Linked DNA regions of Homo sapiens: region 2 is linked to region 1. The links are chromatin loops, found by intact Hi-C in ENCODE. Cell type or tissue: PC-9. All regions are shown on one strand. Each heading gives the region's core, and the rest is flanking DNA. Links, peaks and the distances in the headings are about the cores only.

Region 1 (2,820 bases), core at 106-2,605:
TTCTTTGATCAACTCCTTGCTTTCCCTGAATAAACTTTAAGTTCCCAACAATCAGGCATTGATGGTGATCCTTGAATTGAAAGGTTTACCCCTGTCTCATCAGTCACTTTTCCTTGTCTCTTGCTGATTAACTTCAATGACACAGGAACAGCACTTCACAGGTTGCACAATTTGCTCTTTGACCTTCAGAAAGTTCCTGCTATAGATGAATTCATTCCATAAATACATACATTTTGCATCACTTTCAACTTTGCTACAATCTGTAAATATTTTCATTTCCATTATAATGATACACTGATTCTTTTTAACTCTTTCTACATTGATAGGTTTTGCAATATCCAAACACCAACAGATGAATAACATTTGAAGTAAAGCTTCAGAACAAAGCACAAATATAGTAGACACACCACAGGCCAGGGGCCACAAACTCTAAGTCCATATAGGGGAGTTCTTAAGATATGAATGCAGAATAGATTCGAGGTAGATAGCAGATACTGCAACAAAAATTTTTAATCTCCTTGAATCACCACCTAAAATCAGAGTGACTAAGATAGCAAAACCAAAATCCCATGGGAAACATTTGTAACAAAAGTAGGTGACACAGTACCCACACAAACCCCAAAATAAGAGTGGGGAAGACCACCAAAAGCCACAAGACCTGCATGGAATCAGCATCTGTGCAGAAGGATACGTAAGGAAACAAAGGGGGCATTTGGGGGACTTGAGGACAACACCAAAATAGCTATTAGGTGTTCACTGGACAGTATGGAGGCCAACTGAAGAAAAGCTGGAAATGGGAATGGTGTGGCTCAATCCAATAACAAGTGAGTGCAGGGTAAGTTCCTAAAAAGGCTGGAACAGTCTGAGCCATATAAATTCTTAAAACCAACCTACCAACCAAAGCTACCTTCCAGGAATGGGCTCCAAACTGAGGGAAAACTGCTGGGAGTGGAACCAAAATTAAGCAGAACAGGGACAATAGAGACAAGGAAAGAAAAGGTTCAGATAAAAGTTGAGAAGGGGAAAGGAAGCCACCATATTTTTAAACATTTTACAAAAACAACAGAAGAGGGAGCTCTGTGAATTAGAAAAGTTATCCTGAACCATGACCCCTTTTTAAAGTTCAGGAAAACCAATTTCATATAAAAATTAGCAACAGAAATGTATCAAGGTCACATCCATACAGTTATTTTAAGAAAAAAGAGAATAAGGAGCAGAATAGTATCTTTACAGATAATGAAAAACAGACCTTGGGAAGAGATCAAAACTGTAAACTTCTATTTCAAAACAAGCTAAAAGACATTAGAAAAATAATTCAAGACATGAAAGAGCAAAATAAATCACAATTATACAACTCAAGAAAAGGTGAAATAACTCAAAAGAATAGAAGTAAAAGGAAAAATTCATTTTAGAAATGAATACAAATTAGAAGGCTCACAAGAGTGATTAAATATAACAAATAATGCCTTAGAGTAAATAAAAGGTTTTAAAAAGGGTAAAATTTTTTAAAACCATAAAGAATGAAGAAAGTGACATCAGCAAAATGCCAGAGTAGGCAGCTCCAAGCTCCCCATAGAAACACTGAAAAACAAGCAGAAACTATCAGAACCAACTTTGTTAAAAGTCTCGAAAACAGTCAAAGGTTTACAGCACCCAAGTAAACGCTGAATCAAGAAAAAGGCAATTAAAATATAGGAAAGCTTTGTGGCATTACTTACCCTAGTCCCATCCCCCTCTCCAGCACAAAATAAGTCTTGGAGACATCAGCCTGCATTCCCAGCGTGGGACACCCTGGTACCTAGTTCCAGAGGGAGCAGAGCAGACCTTAATCACAAATTATTTTGTCTAATTTTCACCTGTCTGGGGCTATAGGAAGAACTGGTGCAAGGCTTTCATCTTTGTTTTGCCTAACTCAGAACTCATCCAAGCTGTAAAAGTGGCTGGCATTGCTTTGTTAAGTGGGATTTACCCTAGGTGGTTCAACTTTAAAAAGGTATTTTATAATATAAAAATGTTTAAATGCCCCACATTTGTAGAAAATGAAAAAAAAAAAAAAAAGAAAACACACAATCATCTCAATGCAGAAAAGGCATTTGATGAAATATAAAATCTTTTCACAATAAAAGCACTCAGAAAGCTAACGTTAGAAGGGAACTTCCTCAACATGATAAAGGGCATTTATAAAAAACCAACAGCTAACATAATACTCAATAGTAAAAGACTGAAAGCATTCCCCATTGAGATCAAGAACAAGACAAGGATGCCGGCTTTCACCACTGCTGTTCAACACTGTACTAGAAGTTTCTTGTCTAGAAAGAATAAAAAAAAAAAAAGGCATTGAAATTGGAAAGGACGAAGTAAACTATGTTTATTCACAGATGACATGATCCTATATATAGAAAACCCCATAGAATTCACATGAAAACTATGAGTTAAACAAATCCAGCAAATTTGCAGCTTACAAGGTTAACACACAAAAAACAGTGTTTCTACATACCAGCAATGAATAATTCAAAAAGGAAATTAAGAAGACAATTCCATTTCCATCTAGAAGAATAAAATACCTATGAATAAATTTAACTGAGGAGGTAAAAGATTTTTACATTTAAAAACTGTAAAATATTGCTGAAAGATATTAAAGATGGTCTAAATAAATATAAAGATGTCCCCATGTTCATGGACTGGAAGTCTTAATACTGTGAAGGTATCAATATTTTCCAAAAAAATCCACAGATCCGGCACAATCCCTATCAAAATTCCAATGACCACCTTTTCTGCAGAAATGGAAAAGTCCATCCTCAAATTCATATGGAAATTGCA
Region 2 (2,820 bases), core at 11-2,510, 53 kb after region 1:
TGCTTGGACAATTACATACAATATTTTCATCATAATCCTTTTAACTTCTTTCATTGTTTTATTCAAAGTATTAAATCTATACTTCTGGCAATATCAGAAATAGTATTTAAATGAGCTTACTGCAGTATTTTAAATGATATAAAAAACCTTAAAAATGCACACAAGTGCAGTCTTTTAATATGCCAAGATAAAAATAATCTTGAAAATAAGAAACATCCTATTTTCCAATACGTAGGTAGTTTTTAAAAATAAAAGAAAATAAATTATATTAATACTTCGGAATCTTCAAATCTTGTCTGCTCACTATACTTATGAAACCAATCTTTATCATTTTACAATCACTCTAATATGAAGTCAGAATGCTAAAGCAGACAGGTGTTTCATAACCCACCTTAGGACATACTAGTTTAGTTATTGGGTTATCGAGATGAATTAAGTGGAGGCATTGCTTTCCCCACAGTTGCAACTCCAAGATTCTTAGCCCCCAAAGTTTATGCCTTGATTTCCTAAAGGTTTTTGCCCTATGGTCCCATCAACCCTGTACAGAAAGTCCTCACTTAACATAGTCATGGATAGGTTTTTGGAAACAGTGATTTTAAGTAAAATGACATATTGTATAAAGAAACCAATTTTACCAATTTTACCATAGGCTAATTAATATAAACAAGAATTAAGTTCCTACAGCATATAGTACATGATGTGGCTTAGTCTCACAGTTTCCAAGAACCTATTGATGACACTGATGTTGAGGACTTACTTATCTCCACCGCTTACCTGAAATGCAGTCTAACTGAGGTTCAACTCTGTCATTTAATCTAAACCATCTGGTGGTAATCCAGTAACAGGGCTCCTTAAAATACAAACTCTACTTGGAGGAAACACTGGTCATTTTCTTGGATGCTGGCATCTCAACCCACTGGCTATTACTGGATAATTATCCAACTTGGTGGGAGGCAAAGCCTATCCCCCCACTAAAAGCTGAAATGACACACGCTGTCGTTTATAGCTTCCTTTGAAGCTAAGTCATGGTCATGTACCTAGGCTCAACCAAACATACAAGCTTAGCACTTTACATCAGGAGTTAGTGTCACAAAGAAACATGATGGTAGGCTGGGCGTGATGGCTCACACCTGTAATCCCAGCACTTTGGGAGGCCGAGGCGGGCGGATCACCTAAGGTCCGGAGTTCAAGACCAGCCTGACCAACATGGAGAAACCCTGTCTCTACTAAAAATACAAAATTAGCCAGGCGTGGTGGCGCATGCCTGTAATCCCAGCTACTCGGGAGGCTGAAGCAGGAGAATCGATTAAACCTGGGAGGCAAAGGTTGCGGTGAGCCGAGATCATGCCACTGCACTCCAGCCTGGGCAACAAGAGTGAAACTCCATCTCAAAAAAAAAAAATTAAAAAAAAGAAACATGATGGTAGATTTATCTGGTGGCAGAGCAGAAGCATCATCACCCACTTTTCAGAAGCAGCAATAACAACAGTGCCAAAGGCATCATCCAATATCAAATGTCAACATTATAAGCTGAGGTATAAGTGCTCAAGAAATGCAGCAGCCATGTCTGCACAACGCCACTTCTGTGGCACGATTTTGGCTGTGACTCCAGCATCGGTTTCCAAACTGAATCCCAGCCTTTCAACGATTCTGAAAACAACCCAATCCCCTTTCAACATACTGCTATTCTTCTTAAATCAGCTATCAACAATGTCTGTGGCATATAACTAAAACCTCAACTGATAAAATGTTCTTCCAGACTCAACTGCCTCCTGACTGTTCTTCTGGGGAATGCCTTTCAATACAGACCTTTATACACCAAGGACATATACACCAAGGACACCTGTTATTCTCTACCCTAAATCTTCAGGGTCCAATTCAAGTCCCCCTTACATGACAAACAAGCCTTCTCAATCTTGATCACATAGTGCTCTTAATTCTTCCTTAATTCTTTATGGGAGTTAGCTTTAGCTTTCCAATTAAACGAGAAACTCCTTGAAGACTGAAGTAATATCGTAATTTCACCATGTTCTATGGTGCCTGATAAGAGCATTATAGGTTCTTTTATATTTTTCCTAACTGACTGACTAGATTCTTGTAATTTACCCAACTTCTTTAATTTCAAATCTTCAAGTAAGGCGGATCTTAAGTATGCTACTGATTTTATTGCTTTAACAGGGAAACTGTACAAACTTAGTAGAAGTGGATAACACGCATTAATCAACAGATGATTTCTTTAACATATTCAAAAAAGTTTCACGCATTCAAAAAAGAATTTACTTAGTTTAGGGAACTCAAAAGATATATTCAAAGAAGAAATTTTTTCAACAATGAAAAAGCACATTTACAAAAAATAAGGCCAAGTACAGTGGGTCATGCCTATAATCCCAGCAGTCTGGGAGGCCAAGGTGGGGGGATCATTTGAGCCCAAAGTTCAAGGTTACAATTAGCTGTGACTGCACCGTATTCCAGCCTGGGCAACAGAACAAGACCCTGTCTAAAAAAAAAGAAGAAAAAGGCCAGGTGCAGTGGCTCATGCCTGTAATCCCAACACTTTGGGAAGGCAAGGCAGGGGGATTACTTGAGCTCAGGAGTTTGAGACCAGCCTGGGCAACATGGCGAGATTCCATCTCTATAAAAAATTTTAAAGTTAGCTAGGCATGGTGGCATACACCTGTGGTCCCATATACTCGGGAGGCTGAGGACGGGGGATTGCTTGAGCCTAGGCAGGGTTGGGTTGAGGCCGTAGTGAGCTGTGATCCACCATTGCACTCCAGCTTGGGTGACAGAGTAAGTCTCTCTCCCTCTCTCTCTCTCTCT

What was found. Peaks named below come from ENCODE experiments on the same cell type or tissue, not always from the same donor. Only the 100,000 strongest peaks of a DNase experiment are listed, where the experiment ranks them.
Region 2: it touches region 1 in a loop (2.6-fold over the local background); 11 of 110 quality-filtered maps call a loop at or near these places.

What each region holds. Positions count from the first base shown.
Region 1 is chr3:57,824,739-57,827,558 of GRCh38, reverse strand. The region is part of intron 2 of SLMAP (sarcolemma associated protein); the gene reads right to left. Among named protein-coding and RNA genes, the nearest start is that of SLMAP, 70 kb to the right of the region's middle. In PC-9, for the core only: CTCF peaks have their summits at 870 and 1,070; no DNase peak of the experiment used is centred there; H3K27ac peaks cover 1,793 bases.
Region 2 is chr3:57,771,228-57,774,047 of GRCh38, reverse strand. All of the region lies in intron 2 of SLMAP (sarcolemma associated protein), which reads right to left. Among named protein-coding and RNA genes, the nearest start is that of SLMAP, 16 kb to the right of the region's middle. In PC-9, for the core only: no CTCF peak of the experiment used is centred there; no DNase peak of the experiment used is centred there.